2 separate regions of the Mus musculus genome follow, and region 2 is linked to region 1. A link is a loop called in an ENCODE intact Hi-C map of the cell type or tissue named here. Cell type or tissue: gastrocnemius. All regions are shown on one strand.

Region 1 (8,000 bases):
TCCCCTTTAGTGGAGTAAATATTTTGGGCTTTGTGCCACCGAGACTCTGTAGAGAGAGGTGGAGCTCGCTCTGATTCCTGGGTTGGACTGTGTTATTCTGTCTCTCTGCTGTTATATCACCCTACAGAACAGATGCTGTTCTTATTAGATGTGCAAACTGTGAAGGAAGTAATGCAATTTGTCCAACCAACACAAAGCCCGTGAGCTGGGCTCCTGGCCCAGGCTCAACAACTTGAACTTGGTGGTAATGATGATGCCACTGCCTTCCAAGGCTTTTGTCTTTTTTCCCCCTTGCTTTCAAATGTTACACACTGGAGTAAAAACCACCATTCTGTCTGTATTTCTAAGGAAGAGGATGCAAGGAGCACTGACCCCTAAAGATAAGCACTGTTAGCTTGAACATGCAGCTGGTACCACACTGACTCCTTAGGATGTTCTGAACACAGTGTGACTTTGGACAAGTTGCTTAACCTCTCTGAGCCTCACTTCTCTCAAAGGAGGGGCCTGGATGACAGGACACAGCTGCTCAGCCCTCCCAGGCCTGATCAGAGAACTGTGTGCAACAGTTACACAATCGAGGCTGGCTCTGTTCTCATGCCTGAATGGGGCGGGTGACATTATCCTTGCCAATCCATCAGGGTGAGCCTTAAAGGTATCAGGGACAGGAGGGCCTGGGTCAGAAGACCTAAGTGGGTTCAAACTCTATCCAGGGCTGCTGCAGGCATCTCTGCTCTCTGAGGAAAGGTCCAGGCCATCTGGGAGCCAGCTTGCAGAAACTGAGGTCTCAGGAGATGAGTTGATATGGCCCTGTGCCAGGTCTGCATTGACAACTCCCAGCTGTCTGACCCTGGGCATGTCCCTTCTCTGAGCTTAGTGACCACCCCCTTCCAGGACTGTTGAGGTCAGGAGGTGGCACCTGTAAAGCACCTGGCACTGAAGAAACTCACCAGCATTCTTATAGACACTTTGCTATCTCACAGACTGTGGGCCTACTATGTGCTGGGCATTATTACCGCAGAGGAGAAAAACACAGGCCCTGCCCAGCATCCAGCAAATCTGCAGACTAGTGGCATAAGTCAGGGTTAAGTGGCTTCCTCACCATCAGTCTTCCAGAGCCTGGGAAGGAAAGGGAAAGCCAGCAAGACTCTTCATTTGCTTAGCTCCTTTGCTGGATCTGCAGGGGAGAAGAGTCTCCGGAAACTCAGAAGGCAGGGCCAGGCAGGGCAGTGTGAGCAAAGACGTGGGGGTGGGAGAGACCTAGAACATTCACGGAACACAGGCTCACGGGGTTTTCTTGGAATCCAAGAGCAAAATCAAAGCAAGTGGAAATCAGCCAGAAGGCTAAGAAGACTGGGGACCCACACTGGTGTGCTGCTGGATTTGGGGGTGGGGGTGGATGGGAGTCACAGAAGGTTGCTGAACAAGAAGCATCTTGTAGCTTGGATTTAGAATGTACCCCCAAAGGCTTATGTATGGAAGCCCTGGTCCCCTATAGCAGTGCACAGAGAGGAACTTTGGGAAAGTGACATTTATCTCATTAATGGATATGAGAGCGGCTCAAGAGTTTGAAGGACTACAAGGCAGAGGTAGAAACTGTAGGAGGGGGCCCACTGAAGGGAACAGGTCCTTGTGACTCCTTTGTCTTCCTCTTTGCTCTCCTTTGAACTCCCTACCACAATCTTCCTCACCACAGGCCCATTGTGATGCTCAGTAACCTTGGGCTGGCACCTCCACCCCCACCCCTTTTTATTTGTTTATTTGAGACAGGGTTTCTCTGTGTAGCCCCGGCTGTCCTGAACTCGCTCTGTAGACCAGGCTGGACTTGAACTCAGAGGTCTGCCTGCCTCTGCCTCTCAAGTGTTGGCATTAAAAGCATGAGCCAACACCAGCCGGCCTCCATTTCCCCTCCTAAGCTGTTTATCTCAATGGCATTAAGCTGACTGACCCTGGAGAGACAGGGAAAGGTCTCTGAACGAGGGAAGATGGTAGAGGGATATCACTCCTCCTCTGGCAGCAGCTCTTCTGCAGGGATCCCACCAGGACTTTCTCCTGCCATTCTATTTCATTCTAGATGGGCATTATACTCCGTTTATAGATATAGAAGCCGAGGCTCAGAAATAAGTCCTTTACCCAAGGTTACGGAGTAGACAGTGAGAAGGATGCACTTTCAGCCATTATTGGGAAGCCCCTCCCCTAGCCCCACCCCAACACCAAGACAAATCCAAATGAGAGGAACTGACAGGTTCATAGGCTGGTGCCAAGCCTGCACACCGACTGTCCCCACAGGTCCCGTATAGAAGCTGCTGCTTCTCGCCCAGTCACAGGGAGCTGTGGCATGGTAAAGTGAATGAGGAGAGGCCACACAGTTAAAGGGGAGAGGCAGGCTAAGTCTTTTGGCTGATTCTTATCACCCCCTGTGGCCTCTAACGTTGCTTGTTGCTTCTAAACACACCTGGAATGGGGAGGCTCTCAGGTCAGGGAGGCCTCTCCTAGAGTTGAAATCTACTGCCTCACACTGTCCCCGGCCCTCAGCAGCTAAGCCTCCAATGCAGCAGCAGCCTCTCTGGTTCTGCCCCAGAAACCAAGGCATCCTCACTACCTGGATTGTGACCTGCGGCGGCTATACCTTTGCTAACACTCTCTGAACGAGTGGATCTTAGTGTAAGTCTCTCTGGCACCTGGAGAGAGCTTTCTCTCAACTGGGGCTCCAAGCAATCAATGCCTATAGGTGTCTCTCAAGTCGCACCTGGCGTGATTCCCTAAGGTTCTGAAACACACAGCACATGGCCCATGTGATCCAAGCATCATTGTGTTGGGAAGGGAAAAACTGAGAGTGGGTGACTCACGGGAGGGGAAAGGTCTGGGTGTTCTGCCCCTTCTGCTTCACAAGGGAATGCCACCGAGTCACGCATGGTACCAGCTGTACTGAAACTACCTTGCAGGCTCATCCGGGAAGAGGATGGCTGGCTCCCCAACAGTCAACTGGCAGCAGTTCCAGCTCTTTAGGCTCCTTCTAGGAAGGGAAGAGGGCAGAACTCCACAGCGACCAGCAGACCTCTGACTTCAGTGCCCAACCATGCCACTGTACTCATATAAAAAGGTCTTTTTGAAAAGTTTGGGTAGAGAAGGGTATAATGAATGGCCTTGCAAAAACAAAAATAAAAGGAAAATTTGAAGTTGGTATGCAGTTTGAAAAGGCAGCAGCTGTAACATTTTATGATTCAATGCAAAAAATATGTTGAGGTCCTCAGCTGAATAAGTAGAATAAACAAATAATTTTTTTCTTTCTGTCGCTCTTCTGAGATGTAGGGAGGGTGGTGTTATCTGAAGATTTCTTTGCTGTTCTTTTAGGATCAATGCTCAAAGGAATGTAAAAACGCCCTTTAAAAATAACGTATTCTGAATTTACAGAAGAATCTAGGCAGAGCGCAAGAGCTAAGAGAGGCCAAAGCGGACGTTGCTGGGCAAAGACACATGGTAGTAAGACACCTCCCCTTGCAAAGAGGAAGAAACCGCAGAATGTTCCTGACTCGGCACCCCTTCAGAGTGGTGCAATGTTTATGTTTGTGTATCCAACTCCGTGGTGTTGCGGCGGACTCACTGCCTACCCTGTAGTCATGGAGTTTTGTGGAAGGACACACACACACACACCATTTCGGTCTTCCCAGGTGTGATGAGTACAGTTTGTCCCACAGAGTGGCGGATTCAAGGCTCTTGGCCCTGAGTCCTTGGTGTGCTCAGCTTCTGTTCAGTGGAGATGAAAGGCACGAGGGCAGATGCCTTTAATCCTTAGTAAGTCAGGGACAGGAGGATCTCTATGAGTTCAAGACTAGCCAGAGCTACACAGCAAGATCCTCTCTGAAACAAACAAAACAAAACAAAAGAAAGTTGTGTTGGGGGACAGAGGAGCAGCGGCTAGCAGCATCCTCTTGATGCCACGCGACGACAATGTTCTGGGCCGTCCCTAGGCGGCGCTGTGGAGCTCTACCCAAGTCTCCCCCACCCCACCCCCCCAACCCCAATGTTAAACCTGGGCTCCAAAGATCTTGCAACCCTCCTCCCTTTGCTCCAAGTAAGTCCTCTAGGGACCACCGCGGTAAAGATAACACTCCGGGGTGGGGGGTGGGAACTAACTGGAAGCATTCCCTTGTTCAGCGTAAAACTTTTAAAGTGACATTCAAGAAGGACGTCTCAACTCTCGCCATTTGTCCTCGGTATAGCCAGAGGGCTATAGACCGAATTAGTCATCTCTCACTACCCACTCCCCTTTCCCGCTCAGCTCGCCACGCCCACCACTCCAGCAGCCAGAGCCGGGCCAGCTGAGAACGTGATACCAGGAGTGGCCCCGCTCGTTCGGCGGAGACCCGCGGAGGGGAGCAGGGCAGGTGTCCTCAGGCCGCGCGTCCTGGCCACCCGGGCTGGCAGCGCGCCGTCCTGCCTGCGAGCCCAGAGGACAGGAGGGTGGGGGCCGGGCTGCGAGCCAGCGCTCAGAGCCGAGAGGCTCCTAGGCCGATGACGTCTTTGCTTTTGGCTTTGGCGGCGCCAAGCTCGGTAGGGCGGGTGACGTCACCGCCCGGTCACGTGTCTGCCATTCAAACAAACAAACCGTTCTCCCCCACCCCCACCCCACCCCCCGCTTCTGTGCCGCGCCCGGGACCGCCCCCGAGAGGCTACATAAAACCGCGCTCCGTCGGACGAGCGCGCAGTGAAGGACTGGCGGGAGGAAAGCGCGGTGAAGCCAGATTAGGAGCAGCGAGCACTTGGGGACTTAGGGCCACAGGACACCGCACAAGATCGACCGACTTTTTCTGGAGAACCGCAGAACGGGCACGCTGGGGTCGCTGGGGCTGGCCATGGTGATGGAGGTGGGCATCCTGGACGCCGGGGGGCTGCGCGCGCTGCTGCGAGAGGGCGCCGCGCAGTGCCTGTTGTTGGATTGTCGCTCCTTCTTCGCTTTCAACGCCGGCCACATCGCGGGCTCAGTGAACGTGCGCTTCAGCACCATCGTGCGGCGCCGCGCCAAGGGCGCCATGGGCCTGGAGCATATCGTGCCCAACGCTGAACTGCGTGGCCGCCTGCTGGCCGGAGCCTACCACGCCGTGGTGCTGCTGGACGAGCGCAGCGCCTCCCTGGACGGCGCCAAGCGCGACGGCACCCTGGCCCTGGCCGCGGGCGCGCTCTGCCGAGAGGCGCGCTCCACTCAAGTCTTCTTTCTCCAAGGTACGCTCTAGCTCTGGCAGGACTTATGCCATCAGCTAGGGAAGGGGCGTCCCACCTGGAGTATGGGGGCGCCGGCGTCCAGTCTCCAGGGGCTTGTCAGTGGCTTTGTTTCACTCCCATAACAAAGACTTCCTTAAGCCTTCCTTGTAAACTCGCAGCCCCTGGTGGGTGAGTGGCTTGTCTCCAGGTACTGTGTCGGTGGTGCTAATGAGAAAATATGTACCTTTGTATTCTCAGGAGGATATGAAGCGTTTTCGGCTTCCTGCCCTGAGCTGTGCAGCAAACAGTCCACCCCCACGGGGCTCAGCCTCCCCCTGAGTACTAGTGTGCCTGACAGTGCAGAATCCGGATGCAGCTCCTGTAGTACCCCTCTCTACGATCAGGTTAGTAGGAGTCCGGGTCCATGCAGGGCAGGGAGGTGGCAGAGCTGGCAGAGGTCTAGGAGGATTGTGCCAGGAGGATATAGAAAGCGGCTGCAGCTTTATTTATACTAGCGGGGACACGAGGATCTTTAGTCCATCATGAAGCAATTGGATGGAGCTGAGTCTCCCAGTTGCTGGCACGGAAGAGCTTGTTGGCTCTGTCCAGGCCAATGGGCTTGATTCTTTACGAATATTTTAATATGTCAACAGCAGTGCTGAGGTCACCAGTTTCAGAAACTCCCGTTTTCAGCGGGGAGTTTTTGTGGGCATGGGTACTGGTGCTCACGCTGGACGAGCTTGACGAATGCTGGACTGTTTTTTTGACTTCAGGGGGGCCCAGTGGAGATCCTGTCCTTCCTGTACCTGGGCAGTGCCTATCACGCTTCTCGGAAGGATATGCTTGACGCCTTGGGCATCACCGCCTTGATCAACGTCTCAGCCAATTGTCCTAACCACTTTGAGGGTCACTACCAGTACAAGAGCATCCCTGTGGAGGACAACCACAAGGCAGACATCAGCTCCTGGTTCAACGAGGCTATTGACTTCATAGGTAAATGGAATAACTATCTGGAACCTCTGCTTCTGTCCCTACTGTAGCCACTGAGCCCAGTCTTTTGGGTGGCAGCTTAAATGATCCTCACCCAAGCCTTCCTCCTCACTGAGACTCAGTTGAACTGACTGTCTTGTCCAGGATTATAAGTGTAGATACCCAGTCCGGGTTTAAATCCCCTGCTATCCTTTGCATAGTATACACATAGGGTCTGCATGACTGCAAGAGGCAGACCCTGGCCATTTCTGGACAGGACACAAGACATTTCTTAGCCATCCTTGATCTGGGCTCAGCTGTTCTGAGTTTTTGAGTAACCCATAACTTTATTTTCCAGACTCCATCAAGGATGCTGGAGGGAGAGTGTTTGTTCATTGCCAGGCCGGCATCTCCCGGTCAGCCACCATCTGCCTTGCTTACCTCATGAGGACTAACCGGGTAAAGCTGGACGAGGCCTTTGAGTTTGTGAAGCAGAGGCGGAGTATCATCTCCCCGAACTTCAGCTTCATGGGCCAGCTGCTGCAGTTTGAGTCCCAAGTGCTAGCCCCTCACTGCTCTGCTGAAGCTGGGAGCCCTGCCATGGCTGTCCTTGACCGGGGCACCTCTACTACCACAGTCTTCAACTTCCCTGTTTCCATCCCCGTCCACCCCACGAACAGTGCCCTGAACTACCTTAAAAGCCCCATCACCACCTCTCCAAGCTGCTGAAGGGCAAGGGGAGGTGTGGAGTTTCACTTGCCACCGGGTCGCCACTCCTCCTGTGGGAGGAGCAATGCAATAACTCTGGGAGAGGCTCATGGGAGCTGGTCCTTATTTATTTAACACCCCCCTCACCCCCCAACTCCTCCTGAGTTCCACTGAGTTCCTAAGCAGTCACAACAATGACTTGACCGCAAGACATTTGCTGAACTCGGCACATTCGGGACCAATATATTGTGGGTACATCAAGTCCCTCTGACAAAACAGGGCAGAAGAGAAAGGACTCTGTTTGAGGCAGTTTCTTCGCTTGCCTGTTTTTTTTTTTCTAGAAACTTCATGCTTGACACACCCACCAGTATTAACCATTCCCGATGACATGCGCGTATGAGAGTTTTTACCTTTATTTATTTTTGTGTAGGTCGGTGGTCTGCCTTCACAAATGTCATTGTCTACTCATAGAAGAACCAAATACCTCAATTTTGTGTTTGCGTACTGTACTATCTTGTAAATAGACCCAGAGCAGGTTTGCTTTCGGCACTGACAGACAAAGCCAGTGTAGGTTTGTAGCTTTCAGTTATCGACAGTTGTATGTTTGTTTATTTATGATCTGAAGTAATATATTTCTTCTTCTGAGAAGACATTTTGTTACTGGGATGACTTTTTTTATACAACAGAATAAATTATGACGTTTCTATTGAGCTCTCCGTGCTTTCTTTGGTGACCCCACTCTTGAGCAAGTGGCACAGGGAAGCAGTGGACCACTGTTGCCAACGTGGGTGGGGCTGGAGTCTGCTCCTTTTGGTTGACCCATGGGTTCCGAGGGAGGAATGCAGAAGAACTGTGTGAAGCACTAGGAGAACTGTGTGAAGCACTAGGAGAACTGTGTGAAGCACTAGGAGAACTGTGTGAAGCACTAGGAGCTATGTGAAGCACTAGATCTTAGCAGAGGGTCCTTTAACATGCACAGGCAATGCCATGCCACCCAGGGAACCTGAGTGTCTGCAGAAGCATTTACCTGAATTACCTTCTTTTATTAATCTCTTCCTTAGGAGTCATGGGCAAGATCTCCCCTTCCTGAACTATGTGCAGAATCCCTGGATTAATGCGTTCTC
Region 2 (8,000 bases), 110 kb before region 1:
GGCTTTATGGTGTCGCCACGTTCCTGAGTCTCCTGCAGGGAGGCCAGCCTCAGACCAGACCTCAGCCGCACATACATCTGGGCTCATCCTCTTGCCTGATCAAGTCCCATCTCTCCCTCCCTCAAAGCTTCTTCCTCTCCGTAAGCCGCTTGCTCAAGGGTCTTAGGCTGGATGAACCAGAGAGACTCCACCACCCTGCGCCACCTGCACAAATGTGGTTGCTCTACAGAGTACAGGAGGCATCTATGATTCCAGAAAACAGGTGGGGGCTGCCATAGGCTCTGTGTGGTTTGCAGGTATGTATGTGTGTATAGTGTATGCATGTGTGTATATGTGTATGTATATGTATATTTACACACGCACACACATACACACACACACACACATGCGTATGCTCACCCCAGATGGCTCAGCATATCTGCACACAGATCACCCACAGGCTGGCTAGCTGAAACAGAGGTCTATTGGAATACTCACATTCACAGTGCAAATTGGGTAAACTGATGTTGAGACTGACGTCAATTTTGCCTCCGCTGTCCTTGTCTGGGTCATCGACGTAGAGCTCATTCACCCTGAGGGACAGACAAGTACAGAAATCTAGACTGAGAAGGAGACACCGACTCTGCCCATAGGGGATAGATAGCCAGGGGCCACCTTGCTTGGTGGCCAGCACTCAGTGATCCAGATATCCATGTGGGTACAACAGTGTGCACATGTCCAGGTCCCAGGAGTTAGGGTTCCAGATTTAAAGCCACTCTCCAATACAGCTTCACCAGGAGGGAGAGCAGTTACTCAGGAAGAAGGATGGGTCTGGTAAGAACATCTGTCCAGACTCAAGTTCAAATCCTGGTTCCAGTACTTCCTACGGTCACCTCTATAAACCCATCAGCTGAATGGAGTGACACTGCTGAAAAGTAAGATGAGACGCAGAGTCCTGTACAGCTCATGGCCCAGCACCAACAGGCACAGAGCCTCCACTGCCTGTGCTTTATGGAGCTCCTCCTTATAAAGTCACAGGGGTGACGTCCAGGTCTCCCACAGGACCAGACGCCTGTACTGGATTCCTAGGGCTGCTGTAATCAAGTGTCACAAAGCCAAAGGCTTAACTAAAGCTTACCACGTGTGTGCCCCGTACCTTCCCTCCTCTCCCTCCTGCACCCTCACACAGGACCCCGTGGTTCTATGTGGCCCGTCGGGCTAACATAGCCATTCCCATCCTTCATGTGACCACATCTGTCATGTTCCATGTGGCATGTGGGTAGCACAACCTTAGGCTGCAGGAGCAAGCAACGAGATCATTATTCTATCACTAGTGTTACAGGGCAGGTGGCCACAGACAGCCACACCACTTCACAGCCAGGGACAGTAGCAACACATATCCACTCAACAGTTTGGTGGCATCTCAGTCCTGTCAGGTTCAAGAAATGGCATCAAGCCGGATCTAGTCTCTGTTTTGATCAAGGTCACAAGCAGAACCAGACCTCACTCACCTCCTAGGTAAATGCCATAAAGAGGCCTTCGAGTCTAAGATGCTAAAAAAGGCATGGTCTCAGCAAGGGGAGGGAGGTCCCCAGAGCATGTGCCAAGGCCTGAAGTAGGGAGGGTATAGTCTCATGGTCTGCAAGGGTCACAGCAGATGCAGTATAAGAGCCAAAGAAGTGTGACCTATTTCAGCCATGTTCTGGTGCTGGGGTACAGGTGGTGTACGTGACACTGAACATAGAAAGCTTGTGTCTCAGCAGGCTTGAGACCTGGAGGAGCCACTGTGTATCAAAGACACCAGATTGTAGGTGTCCATAGTGGTTCAGAACCCATGGCTGCTGGGAACAGGCATGGCATGCTGATGGCATACACAGGGATGGGCCACAAGAGGCATGGAAGTGGATGCTTCCAGGTCTTCCCTTCCTCACTAAGCCAGGGGCCCTCGAAGATAAAGCAGAGGCAGAAAGGAGGGAGAGGGGCTGAATTTAGAGGCTAGCTGCCTAGATAATTCCCCACGGGGAGGAGGACACCCATCTCTAGGCCTAGCCTCAAAGGCTGCTCAACTGAGCAGTGTTGGATACGGGGGCTGGGCTATGTTGAACACTCGTGGATGGGGACCAGGGATGCTGGCCAATAGAGAGGAAGATACAGATAACAGAAGTCCTGCTGTTCTACTGCACAGGCATGGTGACTGCAATAACAACACAGTGTGTACTTCAAATTAGCAAGAAGAGATTTTAAATGTCTCTCAGACAGCAAAAATGTTTTGTTTAAGGTAATAGACATACTAACTAGATGAGCTGGTAATCTGACAGTTTATCAAAATATTACCTTGTGCCCCATTTTGCCAATTAAAAATGAAACAACATGAGATTGAAGAGATGGCTCAATGGTTAAGAGCACTTAGTGCTCTTTTAGGGACTCAAATTTAGGGAGAACCCAAATTAGGCAGCTCACAACGTCTGCAACCCCAGCTCTAGAACCAATGCCCTCTTCTGCCTCTACAAATGAGAACACACACACACACACACACACACACACACACACACACATACACACACACACACTTTAAAATGATAAACGTATGTATATAAAGAAAATATCTAATAAAAAAAGAAAAAATATTTTCCCACAAACAAACAAACAAAAGATAAACGTTCTCCTTTAAAAAGCTATAAAACAAATGATATAACCCAGATCAGTTAGGTCCCTTGGGTCCTACACACAGGGAGCCCTGGGAATGGCTCCTGTTGGGAAAGAACAGATCAGGCCCAACAAGTGAATTCTGTCTCGACGAGGCCCCATCCCATGTGATCTATTATTAGTGTATATTATATACTATATATGTGATATATAGTGCTTAATTACTGAGAACTGTGGCTCAGGAACAGTTTGTTACTTTGTGGGAACCACAGATATATACGTGGGGACATGAAAGCCACAGACACATTTTGCTCTTCAGGCTGCTGAATACTCGGCCCATTAAGCAAAAGGTGAGAGGGATGCCAATCAAGAAAGCCAAATAAACGCATCTGTGTCACCCTATCTGCTCCTGTGCAAAGTCCTCGTTCCTATTCTACACCCAGGAAACCAAGGTTCAGAGGAGGGGTGTTCTATCCCAAGAGTGCACAGCACAAAACAGCTGAGCTAGAACCTCACGCTCAAGTTTTCCAGGGCTACCCAGCTTCCTCTTCTTCTCCTCATTATGCAGGGTGAAGGATACTGCTCAGGGTACTGGTAGGTATTGGACAGTACCAGTGGGCAAAAGACAAACAGGCCATGGGCCTGTTTCTGCCCTCCTGATTTTCAGCACCTATGTCTACCACAGCCTTAATTCCAAAGGACTGCCAGTCTAGTAAGGAAATTGCTGTGTGATCAACTGAGCAGCAGCCAAGGGAGAGGGCTCCCCTTCCCAGGGAGACTCTTCCATGAGTGCTTACCTTTCCCACCTGGTAAACCTAGACATCTGCGCACTGCTTGGGGATTATGGGATGAGGTCATTCTTGGCAATCCCGGGAGATGACCTCAGCAGTGAGGCAAATCCCAGGTGTGGCTCAGGTGAGCTCACCGCCCCTGGGGAGGCTTCTCCCAGGCATGGCTCCCTGTCTCCTAGCCAGAAGAACCGGAGTGGTCAGCTGCCAGGGCTGAAGGGCCACACAGCACGAAGAGGCTGAGGTGCCCGAGGGGAGGATAAATGCATGGCCTGTGGCAACCTGGGCCAGTGGTTATGTAAGGGCAGAACTGGCTGTTCCCCTGCCTGTAAGATGTATATGGTTCAGTTGTCTGCACCGCCTACAGATGAGGTCAGCACGGCTGCCTTCTGTGTCCAAGGGAAATGTTCCAGGCCAGCTAGTTTCCTGCCACCCCAGGTGCAGCCTCAGCCGTCCGTGCAGGGCTGCCAAGGCTGACCGGGTCCACTGGCTGGGGCTGAGCCGATTTTAAAAGGCTGACAGTCTGCCAACATTCAGCTCGCTTTGAAGAAAAGGAACATTTTTGTGGGTATACTACAGCTTAGGGACTCTTACTGGCCTGACACCCCATAGCCAGCTCAGGATACGGTAAGAAGGCGTGTGGGCCTTTTGCCACTTAGAAGATGAGGTACCTGGGACAGGTGCTTCACCTCTGAGCCCCAGCTTCCTCATCAGGGTAAATGGAGAAGTCCTGGGTGGAGTTTATAAGAAGCAAATTAACCCAGGACAATAGAAGTCTAAAGAATGGCAGGAGGAGGAGCTGCAAAAGAACCTTCTAGAAAGCAGAAGTCATGGCTCGTGCATCCTGGCTCAGCTGAGATGATACTGTGAAGGGGAGACTCACTGATCACTGAGTTCTGGGCTTGTGCACCTGCTGTAAGTCATACACACCTCACCGAGGGAACCAGTGAAGGAACAGTAGGGAAAAAGGAGACGAGCAAGAATTAACACCTCTCGGGGCTACTGAAAGGCCAAAGCAGCAGGCCAGGCTGTGTGTGCATGTGTACACGCATGTGTGTGCGTGGCATGTGTATGTGTACGTGGTGTGTGTGTGTATGGTATATGTGGTGTTTGTATGTATGTGTGTGTGGTGTGAGGGCATGTGTGTGTGTGTGTGTGTGTGTGTGTGTGTGTGTGTGTGTGTGTGGTGTAAGCACGTGTCTCTTTTTCTCTCCAGGGCTGACCACAGGCTCTGCTTGGCAGAGAGAACACAATGCTAAGGGGAGCCCAAGATGCCAAGGTTTGCAGCGCCTCCTGGCTGCAGCGCCTCCTGGTAGACTGAGCTTGGACAATGGGTTTTGTTCTCAATGGCCTCGGTTTCCCCAGAAATAAAAAGGGGCTCTCTCCCAGAACAGTTGATATGCCACTGCTATAGAGTTTCTACCCTTGGGTTCAACCAGCTGAAGCTCAAAAAACAAAACAAAACCAACAAAACCCCTCAGAAGCAGACACTGAGTCTGTACTGGGCATACACAGACTTCTTTCCTTGCTCCTTACACAATATGGTGCCATAACTATGCACACGGTACGTACACAGGGTAGCATAAGTTATCTGGGGGATCTGAAACAGGTAAAGGAGGTGCGCTGGTGGCATGAGAATGTCATGCTCTCTATGTCCCAGCAACCCCCAATGACTCTGTATACATCAAGAATGAGGCTGCTGAGGTGGCCAATGAGAACCAGAGTCTTGAGCACAGTCTCATTACAGGTTGAATGCTCAGCCTCTAGCCATGATCTTTATTATCAACACCAACATTTAATGAGATAAAATATTAGGGCCCCTAATCCATGGCAAACCAGTGTGAAGGTCAAGGGCATTATGCATGTAAGAGGCCTAGTGCAGCTCTGCCTGCACGTGTATTCTGCCCCACTAAAAGCTGGAAGATGCCGGGCTTTTGCATGTGGCAGCTCCTGTAACGTGGCCAAGCAGTGCTGGGCAGGATCACTGTGTCTTCAGCGAGCAGAACAAATAACTGGCTGAGATCACACAGCCTAGGAGAGTAAGAGGAGGATGCTACCTACCGGGCACTCGTGTTTTGCCTTTCCTACTGTGCTAACACTGTCTGGAGAGGACAGAGATCCCTGGAAAGCAGGGCATCCCCTAGGGAGACTTGTGATGCAAGTGTCACTGTCTTTTCTTATCATCTTCAGATGTACCACCCCAGGGCCTCAGGGCCTGTCTTAGTCAGGGTTTCTATTCCTGCACAAACATCATGACCAAGAAGCAAGATGTGGAGGAAAGGGTTTATTCAGCTTACACTTCCATGCTGCTGTTGATCACCATGGAAGTCAGGATTGGAACTCAAGCAGGTCAGGAAGCAGGAGCTGATGCAGAGGCCATGGAGGGATGTTCTTTAGTGGCTTGCTTCCCCTGGCTTGCTCAGCTTGCTTTCTTATAGAACCAAGACTACCAGCCCAGGGATGGCACCACCCACAAGGGGCCTTTCCCCCTTGATCATTAATTGAGAAAATGCCTTACAGTTGGATCTCATGGAGGCATTTCCTCAACTGAAGCTCCTTTCTCTGTGATAACTCCAGCTGTGTCAAGTTGACACAAAACTAGCCAGTACAGGGCCTATGGGATATAGAGGTTCCCTAGGTCCAATGACTTTCTGTTCTGCAAACCTCCCTCTAACCCCTCCTCTGTCACACCAGAGGAAGCCACAGTGTCACAACCCCCAACCAGAATGAAAACTCCTGAGCACCTTCTGTGAAATGGACACAAACTTGTGGGGTGCACAGGAGAGTGTGGGTGCTAGGTTCTCAGAAGTTCCAGGAAGTGGAAGAGTGTGTGCTGGTGGAGGAATGGGGCTACATTCCAGGTGGGGGGCACCAGCCAGAGCATGGGGAGGAGGTAGGTGAGAACTGGCCTTGTAGGGAGAGAGGATGGGAGGTACTGGTAGGGGGGATGTAGGTGGAATGTAGCCGAAGGCCTTGAGATTCTAGGCTGAGGCGTGAGCCTGATGACATCTATGGAAAACAATTTTATTTGTTTTTTGAAGAGCACTTAAATAGTTCAGATTCCTGCCCAAGGTTGCTGGCCTCCATGCTTAACAATCTGGTCAAATGGAAACTTCCATTCAGCATGGAGGCCGCAGTGACTGGTGGGTGGGAGTGGGAGGGGAGGTGTATGAGGCGGCGGGTGGGTTGACCAGTAAGCCTCAGGAACCTTGGCTTTTAAACCCTGACTTCTAAAACACAGGGAAAACACAGCTGCTGCCTACTGGGTGGATGCCCTCCACAACCAGCTGCCCAGCCACCCCTCTTCCTCCTGGCAATCATCGGACTCCTTACCAGGGTCTGTGGCTCACACTCACCCCTCCCCAGACCCACCTTTCAGGGATGATCTGTCGCTCTGTGCCCAGGAGCCTTTAAACCTCCCATCGCTAAGGGTGAGGATGTTCTTGGTGACAGTCTAATCCCAACCAGCTACAACTGAGACTCAGTTCAGGGGTGCTGGGCGGGATGGCGCCCCCCACTCTTCTCTTGGATAAACTCCTAGTTTCCCCAATTTTGGCTCAGTACAGGGATGTTTTAGGAACCAACTCAAGGTAACCTCCAAGCTCCTGCTTCCTGAAGTGGCCTCTTCTAGTTTGCCACCTAATTCTACAGGGGAATCTTGAGTCTCCCAGTCCATAGGTTTGAAGTTTAATTTTAATGTACTATCACTAATGAGCGTATGTGTGACGTGTGTGAGTACGCACATGGAGGTCAGGGGACAAGTTTGTGGAGTGGAGTAGGTCCCAGGGACCCAACTCAGGCCATCAAGCTTGTATAAGAACAAGCTCTGCCTGCTGAAGCTTCTGTCCCTAACCATCAATAACTTTTACCCAAAAGCTGTGGCTTTCATGACTTGAGGCTTTAAAACATGCCCCGCAGAGACACGGGAGGGATGACGGGGTAGGGTGCCCACGCTGTAGGTGTGCACAGGTCCTGGGCTTAGACTCTGCTCTCCCTTGCCCCTTTTATGAACCTTACAGGTTTTTAGCTTCTTGGTGCCCCAGTTTCCTCCACAAACTTCAAGGGGTTTTATAAAATGTTGAGGCAATCATTGGAAGATGCTAACCTGGGCATATGAGACTAGCATTACAATACCTAGAAAGCACCAAAAGAGATATTATGTTAAAACTGAATCCCATGGGACACCTTCTTTCCCCATTGTCACCAGCCTGGCCAAAGCTTGGGTTGGAAGTCAAGCACACAAACAAACCCACCTCCCTCTAACTCTATGGGGCCAGAAGGAGCACCTCACGTCACTGGCAGCCACAGGCCAGGGCTGCGCCATGACCTCGTTTCCTTGAGTTATGAACATCTTCATGGCAAGAGGGGATCCCCTGGCCCTCTGTGGGAGCAAAGTCATCAGACAGGACCAGTGGCCTCCCGAAAGAGAATGAACCCCTCTTCAGTTTCCCCCTAACCTATATGCTTCCCAGGCAGGGCTGCCTCCATAGAGAAAACCTATATGCTTCCCAGGCAGGGCTGCCTCCATAGAGAAAACCTATATGCTTTCCAGGCAGGGCTGCCTCCATAGAGAAAGGGGCCCAATGG

What was found. Hi-C counts contacts between places; a loop is a spot of excess contacts. Peaks named below come from ENCODE experiments on the same cell type or tissue, not always from the same donor. Only the 100,000 strongest peaks of a DNase experiment are listed, where the experiment ranks them.
Region 2: it touches region 1 in a loop (8-fold over the local background); 18 of 42 quality-filtered maps call a loop at or near these places.

Annotation. Positions count from the first base shown.
Region 1 is chr17:26,505,177-26,513,176 of GRCm38, reverse strand. Dusp1 (dual specificity phosphatase 1) reads left to right here and starts at 4,705. Exons shown (of 4, transcript NM_013642.3): 1 at 4,705-5,220; 2 at 5,458-5,603; 3 at 5,973-6,192; 4 at 6,527-7,586. The coding sequence starts at 4,854. The coding sequence ends at 6,897. In gastrocnemius, CTCF peaks have their summits at 3,937 and 5,079; DNase peaks (open chromatin) are centred at 4,497, 4,991, 5,541, 6,741 and 2 more places; H3K4me3 peaks cover 4,426 bases; H3K27ac peaks cover 7,470 bases.
Region 2 is chr17:26,617,162-26,625,161 of GRCm38, reverse strand. Ergic1 (endoplasmic reticulum-golgi intermediate compartment (ERGIC) 1) reads right to left here. Exons shown (of 10, transcript NM_026170.3): 4 at 478-572. Among named protein-coding and RNA genes, the nearest start is that of Gm41553, 21 kb to the left of the region's middle. In gastrocnemius, no CTCF peak of the experiment used is centred here; DNase peaks (open chromatin) are centred at 3,842, 4,670 and 5,384; H3K4me3 peaks cover 1,268 bases; H3K27ac peaks cover 7,350 bases.